Regions from separate parts of the Mus musculus genome. Here region 1 is linked to region 2. The links are chromatin loops, found by intact Hi-C in ENCODE. Cell type or tissue: heart. All regions are shown on one strand. Each heading gives the region's core, and the rest is flanking DNA. Links, peaks and the distances in the headings are about the cores only.

Region 1 (8,720 bases), core at 1,276-6,275, 900 kb before region 2:
CTATTTCTCACCATCACTCATTCCCTTGCCATTCTCAATGCCGTCTGATATTCATCCGAGGCCTCTTTGTAGACAGAGCCTCGTGTGACTACAGTACTCTGACTTGGCCTGGTTAGCATGAACCATTAGTGTGGGGGAGTTTCCTGAGCCCTGCATTTTTTGTCCGATTGATGGGGCTGGTTCCTTTTACAGGTCACCACTTCCATTGTACTTTGACGAAGCAGGCAGCCAAACCAAGGGCGAAGCCTTGCAATCAGAGATCAGCAGAGCTGCACCCATACCTTGCCTTGCCTGTGTGGCAGAAGCAGCTGGAGGGCACAGAATAAAGAAGCCCAGCTGTTTCCTTGGCTTATCTGAGAGACTGACATGGTCCCTTTAGACTAGGATGCCTTTGCTTGGAGGAATTCTCAATTTGTTTGTCTTCCTTTAGGATTGACAATCTCTTTTTAACAGGATCCCCAGGGGATTTCACCAATAGCATGGGTTCCTTGTGAGAGATTTTGGGAGGAGCTCTTGTGGTGTAATCCATGTTGGAAAGTACCAACACTGCAGCAAGTAGATGAGCCTTTTAGCACACTAAACAAATACTTTCATTATCAGTCCATTGGCACAATCCTATTGTTTAAAAGCAGTCTCAGCAAATAGACTCATGTATTATCGAAGGAAGGAGGAAGACAGGTGAGCAGATAATGTTGATATGTGAAAAGCATAAAACATTCTGGGAAAGTTAGGGCAGTGATGGGGGTCATAATAGAATCAGAGAAATGAGGGCGACTCAAGCCCAGCATGGTTACCCTGCTTTTGCAAGGGCTGGTTTTAATCACTTCCGTGTACCCTTCATTTGCATCGTTTGTCAAACCTTCACATAAAAGTGGTGAGGTAGAAAGACTCAAGGGACACCTTCATTTGTCTTGTGGTACCAAGTGATTGACTTGGAGGTGGCTTGCCACAGCTCCAGTCTCTCCCATGTGTCTCCTGCTTTTGTTCTTCCCTGTGAGACACAGTTCTGAGCAGGGATAAAACTCGTCCCCCTAGGCATTTAAAGCAAGCCCTGTAACCCACTGCCACCTCCCGGATGTGCTCCTCCCAGATGTGCTCCTCCCGGATGTGCTCCTCCACCTCCACTTGGCAGCCTTCCTTCCCTGGGGATTTACTAATCTAAAAGAAATCACCAGGCTTTGTCCTTAGCCCTGGTACCAGGTCAGAGAAAAGACTTTCCTCTGCCTACTCCATGGGTCTGCTCCCTGCCACCTTCTTAAGTGCTAAGGTGGAGAGAGAGAGAGAAAGAGAGAGAGAGAGAGAGAGAGAGAGAGAGAGAGAGAGAGAGAGAGAGAGAGAGAGAGAGAGAGAGAGAGATTGAGGAGGGCACAGGTTTGGAGCTTGGATGGGAGCATCAGCAGATATCTTGATGTGTTTCAAATCCATAGATAACTGATACTTCTAGGAGCTAAAGGTTTAGACAGCTCTTACCTTTCATCAGTTAACATTCAACGGGCTATAGTACCAAGCCCACCCAGAAGATCAGTCCTCCATGAAAAGTCTGTGTGAAATTTAAAACAAAACAAATCAACAACAACCAAAAATAACCCAAATGGTATTTTCAGAAAAGGCTAGCAACTAGAAAGTACTATATGGCCCAAAGCCTTGAACCCACTGACCTGCTGTCAATGAGGTTGGATGGCAGGTAAGGCCAATGGAATGATGGCAGACACTGTGACTTGTATAAGCGGATGCAACAGCAGTCTTTCCTAGGTTGAGTTTGGGGTCAACCAGACAAGATGTGGTTTCAGTGAAGCACACGGAGATGCTGGTGAACATGAACAGAACCATGAAGCTTTGGTGAATTTAGATATCAATACTTTGTATCAGTGAACTATTTTGCCTTCCCTTGGCCTTTTGTCAGCTTTGCAAATGTCTTATTCTCCAGAATCATGACTCTGGTTTTACTTGTATTGATCTTTTGCTTTGATAACAGATAATAAAACAGATTCACTGACCAGGAGAGTCTTCCTCCTGGTTCCCCACATGCTGTCTGTCCTTCTTTAAAATGATATATGGTGAAATGGAGTCTGCTCTGAACCAGGGCATAGAGCAGAGTTTCTAGAAAGTGCTCAATAATTTTGGCAAGTCCAGGGTTAAAAGTTCCCACACTAGGTTCTCACATTGGAAACTTACTCAGACTAAGTTCACTTAGATCTGCCATTTCTTTCTACAATTTTGTATATGTGGCAATTTTTTTAACCAGAGGGTGTTTGGACATCTCTTCTCTCCAGGAACATTTGGCGTTGGCTGAGATTATTCTTGCTGCTACATTGAAGGTGGCTGTACACCATTCATCCATTGGGTAGTAGCTTCAGTAGTAGTGGTAGACATCTTACACCAACACAGAGCAGTACTCTCAAAGAACTCATCTAAACCCAAATTTCAAGAGTGCTGATGTAGAAACAAGACTAATTGTTTATATGACTATATATGGTTTTATTATTCTTTAATCCATTTCTAAGCAACTTAGGCTATGAATTATAAATAAACAATAGCAGGAAGACACCTGCCTATGATCTCAGCAACATTTCTTCATTGTATAAACAAACTTGGCACAAGAAATTTCTCACCCAGGCTTTTCTGGAGGGAAAGCAGTTTGATTTAGGGACTCAGATGTGGGGGTCAGAGGAGCTCCCACACTCCTGTGACCTGCCACTAGCCAGCAGAAGCCCCACCATTGTGGGACTGATGGGATCATGACAAGGGTTTGGCCGCCGCTAGACTTGTCTCTTTGCCAAGAGTGAGTGCCATGTGAAATCTGACAGCTGTCTTCCTGTCCCCTCCAGTCTGCTGTGTCACAGGAGCCAGGGAAAGGCAGGGGCACCCACAGCACCAGTTTTGGGGCAGGTGGCCCCATGAGAAGGCCTGTCCCCACTCTTCTCTCCCATTTATAAGTCATGACAGATTTACTCATCTTACTCCAAGCCATTGGAAAGGACTTGAGAGCTGTGTATCCCTTGCTCACCCACCCATTCTGTATATGAATGTGGAGGTCCTGTACTCCTTTATGCTCAGGGGTTCCCCTGAGATTTGTAGACCCTGAGCTGTGAAGAAAATGAACTGGCTTTCTCAAGCTTCTTCTTGCTTGAGAATCCTTGCCAGGGACTTTTTGATGTTAGCTTATTTCTACACTTAAGTATGTTTCCTCTTGCCAGTGTGCTATTTTCTCTTAATGTTTTTCAATTAAGATGTTCTGAGTGTCTCAGACTGGTTTGAGCTCATCTCAGGAATCCCTTAAATAGACAGGTGGTTCCAATCTCCCTTACCCTGATTGCCTTGAAAACTTATTTGTGAATCTTTTTGCTGCTAAAAGATGCTTGTATGCCTTCCAGTGAACATCTGTTTATTTTTGCATTGTGATTTTGTGGCTAGCTGTTGATGCTGCCTGTCATTTCCCAGTGACTACAGAGGATCTCCCTCTTAAAGGTAGATCCATGGCCGTGGAGAAATATAACATGCCGTGGCAACTTTATCTTCTCATGTTCCACCTGGCAGCTGGGCTGATGAAGCAGCAATACCCTGGCTGGAAACTCCAATGGCCTCTGACTCTTGTAACTTAGTTAGCCAACCCCCTTTCCCCAGGCAACAAGGCAGCTCTTGACAAAGCATGGGAGTTGGCGCCACAATGCCCTTGCTGACCTGACCATTAAAATTCAAAGTAGGAAGTCTCCAGTGGAAAAGTTCTGGCTTTAAGATCATGTCTTGTGAACAGATGGATTAAAGCCAAGTGGCTGGCTGCTCCCTCTTGCCAATGCTGGAGAGCTATTCCTATCCCGCATGGCTTCTACTCTCGCTGAATAATCAGGCTCCTTCTGGCCACCTGGAAAATACAGAGTCAAACACCTGTTTAAGTAGAGGTGGTGAGCTCTGGGCCTGCCACCACCAATCCATCTGCAGCCACAGCGCAACATTTACCAGCTGCTTTACTTAGCATGAGGTGGGAGCCTGCTATACTTCGATGAAAGCTTCAACAATACCCTTAAAGCATCGTAACACATGACAATTTCCACATCGGTGGGGACATGCAGGCTCAGAACTGATGCCTGCCAAGGTTTCCAGGGCTGGGGGAAGGCTGCAAGAGCTCAGCCCAGGCCCCACTGAACATGGACTCACTGCTGGTCTCTTAAGAACTGGGCTGAGGCAATCATTCTCTAGGAGCAGAAGGTGGCTGGGCCTAGTTGGCACTCCATTCCAGGAAAATGAATGCATTCTGTCGGAAGCACTGTGGAGACCATCATTTTCCACAGAGCAGTTCTCTCCTTTGTCTGGGGATAGCTCAGCATATAGAGAAAGCCTGAGAGAAAAGAACAGAGTATAAAGTTTGTGCCTTTTATATTGGTTTGTGTACAGCATCTGTGGTGCCCGTTGGGCTAGGAGCTACTAGCTCTTTGCTCCTTTAATTCTTTGATTGTCACCAATGCCAGGCTAATAAAAATAGTCATTAACACAAGCACACTATGGTATAAAGCAACAGCATGCTCCATCCCAATACCCAGGCCTTGTTTCTCAGAAGCAGAATGTGTTTCTGGAGAACCTCGGGTAGTTTGGTAGGAAGACGCTTGAAGAAATTCTAGAGTCTGGTTCTTACAGTTATTTATGAATAATAAAACTTTAAGGAAGAAATTATTGCCATCTTCGGTTTCTGGCCTGGGGATTTTACATCAAGGCAGAATGTTACATTGAATTAAAGTTTTTAATGAGTGTTCAGCATGTGCAATGCTTTCTAATAATTTATATTTCCAAACTTTAACCCTATGAGGAATATATTTTCCTTATAGGTGAAGAACATGATGTGAACAGAGTTGCCTACCCCCAACATCTTTGTAAGTGAGTGCTAGAGGCAGGAGTGAATCCAAGCAGTGGGGGCTTAGAGTCTGCAAACCACTCTGGTTCTATGAATCACTGGGGAACAATTATGTTCATCTACCACCAGACTGTTTAGGAGATAATTCATTTTTAAAGATTGCACAGCATCTTGCTCCTTAAGTATGTTTTTCACACTTGTTTTAGAAACTACTCTTTCAGACAGCTCTTGTCAAATAATTAAAACACTTTCTCCCACAGGTCCTCTGTGGCCTCATAGAGACGAGAGGATTGAGGCCATAACTGGGTTCTTGTCACATCTGGTAATGATCCTACTCCTTAAGAGGCTTTCTGTCCCATTACTTCTCAGACCTTTGTGATCAAAGGTCCTTTGCTGATTTGTGATATGAAGGCAATATAGGCATAGAACGGTATGGAAAGTGTGAGAAGAGGAGAGTGACTTTTCCTGTCTCTTCCTTCCACTCCTTATGAAGTTTCCTATGTTTCTGCTGTGTCACAGTTGTCTGAGCCAACTAAGAAATTGTCCTTATCTTGTTGAATATGACTGGCTCAAGACTCTAGTCAAAACGGTCAAGAAAGGAACTTGTCTATCACCAATGAAAAGCCAAGTCAGTCAGCTCTTAACTTTGTAATTCCCTTGGAAGCCATAACTAGGCTCAGGAGGTCACCGTAACATTCAAGACCCAACCCCTCCAAGGTCAGTGCTTTCTATTATATTTCCGCATAGCCAAGGAATTATGAATATTGACTATGCAGGTTACTTTTAAATGTCAACTTGGCACAACCTCGAATAATCCGGGAAGAGAGTCTTAATGAGAAATTATCTAGACCAAGTTGGTGAGCACATTTGTGGAAGATTGTCCTGTTGTTTTGTTACTGCGTTTTTCAGACTTTAATTTTATAATTTTTCTTGTGTATATGTGTGAGGGGGGGGAGAGAGAGAGAGAGAGAGAGAGAGAGAGAGAGAGAGAGAGAGAGAGAGAGAGATTTTGTGTAGGTAGTCATGGAGCCCAGAATGCAGGATTCCCTGGATCTGTACTTTATAGAAGGTTGTTAATTTTCTGACATGGGAGCTTGAAACCAAACTTAGTCATCTACAAGAGTAACAAGCACTCCTAATCACTGAGCCAACTCTTCTTCTTCTTTTTTTCTTTCATGTATTCATTCTCCCTCTCTCTCTTTGCATGTTGATATGTCATGGAATACTTGTAGAGATCACAGGATAGCTAGTAGAAGTTGGGTTCATCTCTTCTTTCTCAATGTAGCTTTTAGGAGTCAAATGCAAATAGTTAGGCTCAGTGATCAGTGCCCTTTCCCACTGAGCCATTTCACTGGCTCTTGGTTATTATATGACTAGCTGATTCAGTTCCTACAACTTTTCTGAAATAATGGGCTATACCTGGATATTTCATTAATTAATTAATTAATTAATTAATTGACAGCCCCATTGCAACTTCCACTTCCTTCTCTGCTCCTAGTCCATTCTTGTCCCTCATGTCCTTTTCCCTCTCCCTTTCTCCTCAGAGGTGGAGAGGCATCCCATGGATATAAACCTGCCTTAGTGTAGCAAGTCGCAGTACGACTAGGTGCATCTTCTCCTATTGATGGTAGAAGAGGCAGCCCAGTTATGGGTAAGAGATCCAAAGGCAGGCAACAGAGTCAGAGAAAGCTTCTGCTTTTGCTTTTAGGGGTTTGACATGAAGACCAAGCTACACATCTGTTCCATATATGCAGGGGCCTAGGTCAATCCCATGTATATGCTCTCTAGTTGGTGGTTCAGTCTCAGTCTCAGTGAGCAATTATGAGCCCAGGATAGTTGATTCTGTGGGTTTTCTTGTGGCATCCTTGACCTTTCTGGACCCTTCAATCCTTCCTCCCCATCTTCCACAAGATTCCCTGTGCTCCACCTAATATTTGACTGTGGGTCTCTGAGTGTGTTTCCATTAGCTGCTGGGTGAATCCTTTCAGATGATAGTTATGCTAAGGTCCTGTCCACAAGAAGCTGACACTATTAATGATATTTAGCTACTTGTGCAGCAGAGGAGACAATACAGATGCCAGAATCAGCAGCCTTCGTTTGAACAGCCCAAGAGATCCTCACCATGTGAAGAATGGTGAGGTAGGCAGGCAGCAGAGACATTCCCCTTCTCAGAGTGCCTCTCCATCACCTCCAAAGTGCCAAAGAGAGACTTCCCCTTGGATGCAGATGGGAAAGCAATGGAAGTTGCCAGTGACTAAGAGTAGTAGAAGGAAAAGTCCTTATCTGCCTCCTGCCAGAAGGCCAATGATCCCCTTCTCCAGCCCCTGCTCCTCCCCACCTCTACCTCCTGGGTGGCTCAGCCAACCCACCACAATAAAGGACCCCTTCTCCTCCCCGATGCTGCTCACAATCTCCAAGAAGATACTCTCCTCCCATCCAGAGGATATACTCTCCTTCCCTACATTCAAAACGGAGTACCACCTCACCCCCATTCCCTCCCAAGTGAAGGGCAGCACCATCTCCACCACCAAAGTGCCAGGTCTCCCGCTCTCCACCTCCTAAACAAAGAACACCCCCCCCATTCCCCCAGTCACCAAGAGACACTCAGCCTCCTTATCTTCAAAGCATAGGAAAGGGTCTTCCCCAGGCCACTCCACCTGGGATGCCCAATCACCACAACCAGACCTCAAGCCCTCTCCTTGTATGAAGAGGAACTTCAGAGTCATTCCAAGGAAGGCAGTCTCCATCTCCAAGTACTAGGCCTATTAGGAGAGTCTCCAGAACTCTGGAGCCCTAAAAGATAAAAATGGCTGCCTCCTTGAGCCCTCAGTAGTTAAGAAGGGTTTCATCTTCCAGATCTGTCTCTGGATCTCCTGAGCCAGCAGCTAAAAAGCCTTCAGCACCTCCCTCTCCTGTGCAGTCTCAGTCACCCTCCACAAATTGGTCACCTGTGTTACCAGTCACAAACTGGTCACCTGCAGTACCAACACCAAGCCCATCCCTTGCCAGGAACTCTGGTCAAGAAGGAGGTGGAAAGAAAAAGGAGGAGGAGGAGGACAAGAAACACAAGAAGCACCTAGACACAAGAAGGAGAAGGCTGAGGCCCTGGCCACCCCAGCTGCTGCAACCCCTGCAGCTGTTTCTGTTGTCATCACCACATCAGCACAGGAAGAGCCTGCAGCAGCACCAGAGCCCAGGAAGGAGTCTGAGAGTGAAGCTGAAGATGACAACCTTGATGACTTAGAGAGGCACTTATGGGAGAAGGCCCTAGGATCCATGCGGAAGGTTCAAGTGTCCCCAGTCCTAGGCGGACATGTTTGTTATGTTGTAAATTTTATTTGGTTTGTACTCAGTTCAATTTCAAAAGTTGCTCAAATGTGTTTGGGCTTTAGACTATAATATTTGTTGTAACAATTGCTAGGCTGAAGTTCACCATGTTTAAAAAAGGGGAGGGGGCATGGATTTACATTACAAAGGTGTCCAGGGTGTATTAGTGACATTCTTCCATTGACATTTAGAGTGAAATACTTTAAAGTCTCCACCCCCCAAAAAAATCTCTTTTAAAAAAGGGGGGGATTTGAATATTGTTGGCATTCTTGTGGTTCCTTTAAATGCCCTTGCCTCCCCAAAAGGTTGGGTTTTTTTCTTTTCTTTTCTCTTCTTCTCTTTTCTTCTTTTTTCTTTCTTCCCTTTTCTCTTGAATCTTAGCACCCACGTAAATTATGGTTCCAACCTTGTACAGGTTTGTAAGCTTGCCTAGAAATGAGACCACTGTTGAAGCACCATAGAGGTTTGAGTGAACGAGTGAGCGTTCACTCTGTTGCCTGTGGAGTCTGCTGTGTGGCAGGATCCCAGCACTAGAGCTGCAGGGCTG
Region 2 (8,720 bases), core at 2,379-7,378:
GTGGACGATGCTCTGGCATTGGCTTGCCTTGCCACTCTTTGCTGGTCTTTGCTGATGGCGCTGTGTCACTGGTTCACCTTCCCCTCTTTGTTGATTGTGGGAAGCCAACTCCAAGATGGCGCTGGTTTCCAGTTGCCATTGTCATAAACAACACCACTGCTCAGGCGTCAATTCGAATTTGGCGCCAACCCCTCCCGAGCTGGTGCATGCAAATTGGGTGCTGGCAGACTGACCAATCCCAGGGGGCCACAGAGCCTTCTCCTGTGCTGGGGTACATATAAGCAGGGCTCCCTGGGTGCCCGGGGTCCCCGTAGAAGCATTGAGGCATTCCTGTAATAAAGGCTGTTGAGAAGAATCCGATTGTGTCGTGTCGTTATGGCTGGTCGAGAGCAGATGTCACAGTTGATCATTGCTTGTGCTGACTTCATAGAGAGCACTGCACCAAAGAACGTCTTGTGATATTCAGGTGGCTTCTTGCAACTTCCGCTGACTTGGGCCAATTGGCAAAGCATTGCAGTTGCTTCTGTATTTAACTGCCAGTGCTGATTCATGAATGGTGTTTGTGAGTGGAGTTTGTGAGTGGAGTTACAGCTGCTGATTTGTGTGACCTGAACTGCTGACAACAAAGATTGGAGTTGCTCCAAAGAACTATTTCTAAAGAGACTCACCAACCATCACCCCTTGCTCTATTAAGCTTTCCTTTCCTCTGCCTCTGCTGGGTGGTGGGCTAAAAGGGAAGTTAAATCATTTAAGAACCCTTATTAAAGTAGGTTTTTGAAAAATCTAAGCCTAGAGGTCCAAGTTTTACCATGACAGATTTATCTCAAGTGGCAAAAAGGAAGAGAGAAACTGATGCATGCTGACTCCTCAGCCAATTGACATCACAAATACTGAGATGCTGAAAGAGAGGTGACAGATACCAAAAGTGACAGCAGAAAGCAGGGTGACTTGGCTTGGCCTAGAAGAGGCTAGGCTTTGTTCTGTCTTTTACTGATTATCATTCACTTCACCCATTTCTGTGAAGCATCTACATGCACAATAGTTAAATAGAAAGCACAACAGAATATTAAGTGGGGTTTAGGGCTGAGAGACATCTCAATGAATAAGAGTACCACTGCTCTTCCAGAGGACCTGCATTCAATTCCCAGCACCCACATAACAGCTCACCATCTATAACTCCAGTTCCAGAGTCTCTAACAACTTCTTCTGGTCTCTACTGCCACCAGGCATGTACATGGCACACAGACTTGGGAGCAGGCAAAATCCTCATGCACATTTTGAAAATTTGAAAAAAAAAAAAAAAGAAGAAAAGAAATGGAGTTTAGTTGTGTCCTTCTAGGGAGACAAATCACAAAGAGTGAGAAAATCTCCAGAGAGAAGCGGGTAGCTAGTCCTAGCTGGCAAGTTGCTGGGCCCCGTACACCAGAAAGTCAGAGTTCCACAGCTTCTTGATCAGCAAAAAGAGTTTGAAAGATTCTGGTAGTGACCTTTTTTTGCACCAACGCACATTTCTTGAGCCATCAAACACATTACAGACAGGAAGGAAAAGCTGAGCTTTGCTGGAGGACAGATTTATAATTTCAGGGTGAGACAAGCCTGAACTTTCTGCCGTCTCTCCTCGATGAGGCTTCTCACCTATTTTGTCTGATTCTCATAGGAATGCAGACACACCCCAGGGGCAAGAAACGTCTGTGCCCTATCAGTCAGTGGGATCAGCTGAATAGAGGTTTGCCATGTTTTGCAAAAGATCCATATTATTGAGAAGCATCATATTGACTAGTTAATTTACTTTCCAGTTTAATATTGGTACGTCTCAGAATCAAATTGAGATAGTCAAAATCAGAATATAGTTTGCCAAGGGACTTTCCAAGAAATGGCTGTTTACTGTTTGCACAGTTAACCATTGTATATGTGGCAAGTAATGTGAAGTACCCCTCATCATGGTATCCACGAGGCATAACAGTTTTAGTCCTTATGGGATTTTCACCGTTCTCCCTGGTGATATTTAACAAAGACCTCATTCACTGCCAAACCAATCAGTTCTCCAAGCCTTCCCCACATTACATATCCATTATTTCTGTTTATAACTTACAGCTTTTATTTACAGAATTGTTAAACTCTAATCTTTAAAAAAAAAAATTAATCCATTCTCTTGTAGTATAGTGACTTGACCAGGGTGACACAACTATGACTGGTTAGCTGGAAGCTTGCTCTCCTCCAGCCTCCCATCATACTATCACCTCACTCAGTCCCATCTTGCTTATGGAAATCTGATGGACCAGTTTTCCTCTTATAGATCCTTCAAGTCTACTAGATTGCATGATTAAATTTTTGGGTTCAATAACTGCATGATCAATACACATGACTTCTAGACCTCTCCCTAAAATCTGAAGAGTTCTCAGCTGTCTCCTCTGTCACCTATCAACCTACCCTCTCAGGCTTGTCTGTAGATTGTGTCCTCACAAAATGTGTTTGGTCAGGATTAGTTCTGTAGTAGAGCCCTTACTAACATGAGCAAGGCCCAATATTTGATCCCCGGCTAGAAGAGAGCTGGCTCTATGTCTAATGTTTGTAAAATGCTTACAGGATATCCAATTTCTGTCTCGGGAATTGATGATGTGTGTCGAATGCTCTGATAACACTTTAATTAAGAATGTATAACTATATTTAAATATTTATCAAGCTTATAGAGCTATGGAACCCATTTCATAACAAAATACCTATTTTAATTTTATAAAACACTTTCTTTTTAGGGTAAATCAATTCTAAACATGATCTCCCAGTTTCATCCCTCAGTGTTTACCTACCTCCATTTTCCCTGCTTTGTCCCATTCTTGGCACATCTACAGGACCTCACAAGGACATTTCCATTGTGGCTTATGTTAGTTAGGTTCTTAATGCTATTATTGTAGTAGTGGGGCTTGCTTGCTCTGCACACTTAAAGTCTTGAAGAAAGTGGAATCCTAGTTTCACTGGCTGCATTATCTTAAATTGCTTTCGTTTCTGTGAGCATCTATTTCTTCACCTATAACCTCAGCATCTTACTTTGCTGCTCACTCATATCATTATCACTGGGAGGACCAGCAGATTCAACATTTGCTCTTAGCCAAAGGCAGAGAAGAGATGATCAGTGAACTAAAACAGCCGAGGAGCTATGTCACTCATACTAGAAGAGGCATAAATGTTACAAGTTATTATGATGATATTGCCAATGAGGCTAAATAGCCTTTAAATACCACTCTACATTAGGGCCAAGATTCCCCCAAAGGAGCAAGAACTGGTCATATTGAGTTGAACCTGATAATCTGCATTGAGAAATACAGCTGATAAATCACAGTCCGAAATTAGCCAGGTGCAGAGAAAAGAAGGGTTGGGTAGGAGGAAAGATGAAGCAACGCCTTTAATGCCAGTAAGAAATATGCCATGCACCAGTACTAGAGTAAATGGTAGAGCTGGAGAGAGGTAATTGGTGGTATCACCCGTGCATTGTGGCTAAAACAGAAGGATTGTGTGGTCAGGAAAGAATCCCTCTCCAGGGACCTCCAGGCCTCATAGAACAGACAATAAAAAGTCTTTCCCGAGACATGGTGCAGATTTGTCCTTTTGCCTCAGAAGGAAAAAAGAAAAAGAAAAAAGGATGATACTACTAGCTGTAAGCAATTAAAGGTCAATTCAGAGAAGAATTAGAAAAGTGCAGTTTCTGTTTTGGAATCTCTCTCTCTCTCTTCTTTTTTCTTTTTCTTTCTTACTTTCTTTCTTTCTTGTTGTCTTTCTTTTAACAAAAACATTATATAAGTACATCCTTCTTATCTGCCAGGTTGGTTATCAGAAAAACACTTGTTGTACATTTTAATTGGGGCCTTCTGAACACATGATGCTGTGACTCGAAGTGGCTATATCAATAATGGGAGTGATTCAGAGTTCCCAGGCAGCCAGAGGACTATTTCAGGCTCTTAATCCTCCTGCCAAATAGGGTATAGGCCAAAATAGTTCTTTTGCATTTATTTCAGGGTTTTAATCTCATATGCAACTGAACCCCATTAAATGCCGTTTCCCAGGCTCAGTCCTTGCTTTCCAGGCAGTTTAGCATACATGTGCCTGACTTACCACTTCCTGTCTGGGAAGGGTATTGACTGCCCGGAACCACAAATAGCACCTCCTTTCCAAGATTCTTGCTCCAACCCAAGAGCTGTCAATCTGTTTCTGGTCTCAGCCTCAGGGGCTGCCTAGCAGGATAGGCAGGGTAGTTGGGGCAAAACTCAGCAGCTTTTTGCTCTACTGCCAAGCACAAAAGTGGGCTTTCCATGGCTGCTCCTCAGTCTCATTTCTAATCACTCACCATGGAAGGTAATGGAAAAGTGCCTGAATTACAAAGATTCTCATTTATTACCCTGGCTGCTCCCCCACAAAGCATCTCTTCTCCCCTTTGGCAAGAAGAGATCACTATTGACGCTTTTAGAAGGCCCTGGGCCCCTCTCAATTATTGGTGTAATCTCTCCCTATTCTGGAAGCAGAGTTCTTTTCTAAGTAGATTTTTTAGAAAGTTAAAAGCTAGTCTTTGCTTTATTCATTGAAATGACTTCATGGGCTAATGTATTCTCCTGTCAGTATTTTTCATCAGTTCAGCAACATCTGCAGGATATGAAAAAAAGCAGAAAGCAGATGTTTGCAAAAGGTAGTTTCACCAAGCCTCCTTACCATAATTATTGCAGCACCACATCCCCATTTTATGGCACCTCTCTTATATTCATATGCTGTTAACTTGTCCTGTAGAAATTAAAACTGGTGTATTTCAGTTCCTTCTAAACAGATTTGCCACCTTAAAAAAAATAATTGACAGATATCTTCCATTAAATCCAAATTTCCTTTATCAAATCTTCGAGGGGAAAATAGATTAAGAAGATGTAGATATTTATCTCAACCTTCACTCATTTACACTCATTTAGTTAATTAGCACTTAATTACACTGTCAAAGGGGAAAATGTTACAATGGTCAGGACAGAGTGGTCCCCACCCCTAGGGCCCATGCTTCTTTTAAAAGGCAGACCTTTGCTTAGTGCCAGCTTGCTCCTATGTGAAACATTTGTAATGATTACTTGACAAGGGGTGCAGATCTGAGATTGTGCAAGAGAGAGCCATCACTCACTAAAGCCCAGCTGTAACTCCCAAACTGGAGCAACAGTGCCCCCCAAAGCAAGTTGCCAGAAGCAGCCAGAGAACAAACCCTGAGCTGCCCAAATGACTATTTTTTTTATAAGCCAAGGAACTATTTTAAGAACTGCTGGCCGAACCCGCAGGCTCTATCACAACCAGATGAGCATTCCAACCAAGCTGGGGAGCGGTGGCTGGAAACAGAGACTGTTTCCACCTATTTTAACCCAGACGCCACAAATTCTCTAAGGAGGAATGGAGGCGGGAGTGGAGATAGAGCAACAGAGACATAGTAGAAAAGTGGACAACTTTAGAAGTTTGTCAGACTTGAAGCAACAAAATATAATCAGCTTAACGAATAAATCGTATTAACTGAAATGCAATTGAAACTCTGCTTGTCATCGGGGTTTCTCCATCTTTTAACAAATGGCAATGGTTTTTGGTCTCACAGGTTCCTTGCCAAGTAGAAGACCTCATTAAAACTGTTGGAAAATAATAGAATTCTAATTAGCTTAATTATGATGTGAAAAATTAGCAACCTAATTCACAAAAACAATATGCAATTAACCTGTTTTTCATAAGTCAAACCATTTTCCAAAACAGGAAATGAAGGATAACACCCATAATTTCATCATGAGGGCAAAAATCCTAGACACCCTGATGCAGTGGTACAGCGAGTATGTAACGAAACCAAAAGTCTCCACTCCCTCATCCTCTGCAACTCCTTCTGTGTATTGCCTACAGAGCCTTTTGGCTCCAAGAATGGAAACTGCATTAAACTGAAGGCTCACTCAAATTTTCTCTTTCAAGTTCTAAGTCCTATTTTCCATTTTCCTTTGGGTCCTGGAATAGGGTCAACCTATAAATGATGAAATATTGCATTTTTAAAAGACAATCAACTTATGATGTCATGTCAACATATTGGAGTCCTTGAACTGCTATCAGAATATTACAGAGGGAAAATAATGTGAGGTTGGAATTAAGAAATGGAAGTCAGGAAGCCTGAAATCTAAAGTTTTTACATCAAACCATGTAATCAATAACCTAATGGTGAACTCTATGAAAAGACAATATATCAAGTTTCTGAGATGTAGAAATATGAGCTGGAGAGATGGCTCAGCGGTTAGGAGCATTGACTGGTCTTTCAGAGGTTCTGAGTTCAATTCTCAGCAACCACATGGTGGCTCACAACCACCTGTAATGGGATCTGATGCCCTATTCTGGTTTGTCTGAAGACAGCTACAGTGTACGTGCATAAGCAATAGATATCTAGATAGATAGATAGATAGATGATAGATAGATAGATAGATAGATAGATAGATAGATAGATAGATCTTTTATAAAAATATGTAGGAATGTATTAAAAATATATTAAAAGCCATTTCTACTCCCACAAAATCTCTACAGTGAAAACCATACCTACCCATATATACCTAACAGAATGGCTGGAGTTAAAAACAATGGTTGTAGTGAAGTGTTTGTAAGAAGGGAAGAAATTATAACGCTTTTGTATTTTTAGGAAGAGTATATGTCAATATCATCACTTAAAAATTGTTGTGTGACATCTGTTAAATAATACTAACAAAAGAACTCCTGGTTATAAGCTCAAACTGAGTACTCATGTCTAACAAAGGCATACACAGGAATGTTTATAATACCTTTATTCATACTAGATTTATTGGACACAGTCCAAAATCTATCAAGAGTAAGACAAACTATGAAATAGTCACATTTCTTCTTAACACAAATAAATGCATGCTGTGATCACTTGTACTTTAGTTCAAAAGTAAACAAAACTAATCCACAGAGAAAGAAGGTATCATGATAGTTGTGGAAGGTTTTAGCTCAGGCAGTAGGAAAACCTCACAGGAAGCTGCATTTGAACTGAGGTTGGCTGATGACAATGACAAAACGTCTGGGAGAAAAGTTCCATGTAGAGAATATCAGACAAGTGTCAAGGACAAATCACACCTGATAGGAGAGAAGGACTTCTCAGATGTGCTGGCATTATATTGAACCCAGGTGACGTGTGTGTGTGTGTGTATGTGTATGTGTGTGTAACTTGCATACATATATGCATATGTATATATATATATATAATAGTGATAAATATCTATGAGAATACACTATGTCAAGTACTTAAAGTGTAGGAATGCTGTACAAATAGTATATTTTAAAAATCTTCCCCACTTAAAAAAATCCACAGTGAAAACCATACCCATGCACACCTAGCAGCAAGGCTGGAATTAAATGAATATTAATAGCAAGTATTTGTAAAGAGGAAAAGAAATCAGAAACCTTTTGAATTTTAGGAAGAAAATATATATGTTCATATAACTTAACGATTAAGATTTGGGTACTATATGTATCCAAAAAAATAAAAGCAAGAGCAAATGTATGTCTACCTCAAAGTTTATCTTTCATTTTTTGCCCCATTCCCTTGGCAGACTCTACTTACATTTAGTATCTTTCCCATGTAATGCCCACTGAGCACTTTGTGATCGGTCCTTATTCATTCTGCATACAGCACTTCTCTCCTAGATTCCCTGAAATTGTCATAAGTGGACCAGAGCTCAAATGCTGCCACCTGACATCCTTGCAGAAATGCCTAGCAATGTTCTTACACTATCATCTTCCTCCCTCCCTCTCCCTCTCCCTCCCTCCCTCCCTCCCTCTTCCTCCCTCTCCCTCCCTCCCTCCCTCTCTCTCTCTCTCTCTCTCTCTCTCTCTCTCTCTCTCTGTGTGTGTAGTCTGTTGGCTTTCTTAAAATTCTTTTCAATTTTTAACCTACCTTATTATATTCTAAATATCCTGATTACTTTTTTGTTAATTAATTTGTTAACTTACTTACTCACTAGAATGTACGCTCCTTGAACGAGTGAACAAGTGCTGTCCTATATCTAGGGTTGAATCTGGCTCCAGTTGAAAGTCTTTAGATACTCAATGATTATTGAGAAGGGATAGATTGCTTCCCTCAAACTTAACAGAAGGGGTGGGATTGGCTAATTAAAACTAAGAATATATAAACAACTTTGGAAAGACACTACTTTGTATGATAATTGAAAATATAATTAAAACCACATATAGCCTGAATGCATAGAAAATGATACACCTTGTAGACATGAGTTATTAGATGAAAATCTCTCATATCTCAGTACCAGATATAGGCAGTTACTGGTCAGGGAGACCCCAAATGACCTCCTAAAACAGTATAGGCTATTGCCATTGTTCTTGGCATCAGAATCAGATAGTAAAATCTTACATTAAAAACAACATATTTTAGTTGCAGGACATAAGCTGAAAATTATGTAAAACTTCCCCCATGCTGACTAGGTATCACAGTGTTGGGAAATGCTCTATAGATCTCTCTTCAAAGAGAAATGACACCAATAGTATTCCAGAAGCCAGCCCTGTACACTGATACGAATGAACTAGGCAAAATATATCCACAAGTACAATAGTGGCACAAAGGTTACTGGTGTAACCAACCACTTTCTGATTAGATTTGAGCCTACTCCACAGGTAAGAATCCAGACCTGGTACTGAAAGCCTGGTCAAATGCTCAGGAC

Evidence for each region. A loop is a pair of places that touch in the nucleus more often than their neighbours do. Peaks named below come from ENCODE experiments on the same cell type or tissue, not always from the same donor. Only the 100,000 strongest peaks of a DNase experiment are listed, where the experiment ranks them.
Region 1: a loop joins it to region 2, with 3 times the contacts of the local background. A loop is called at or near these places in 2 of 42 quality-filtered maps.

What each region holds. Positions count from the first base shown.
Region 1 is chr11:18,576,660-18,585,379 of GRCm38, reverse strand. It overlaps the pseudogene Gm12024. Among named protein-coding and RNA genes, the nearest start is that of Gm12022, 88 kb to the right of the region's middle. In heart, for the core only: no CTCF peak of the experiment used is centred there; DNase peaks (open chromatin) are centred at 2,779 and 3,709.
Region 2 is chr11:17,682,382-17,691,101 of GRCm38, reverse strand. No RefSeq gene overlaps it. Among named protein-coding and RNA genes, the nearest start is that of Etaa1, 270 kb to the left of the region's middle. In heart, for the core only: a CTCF peak has its summit at 5,191; a DNase peak (open chromatin) is centred at 5,251.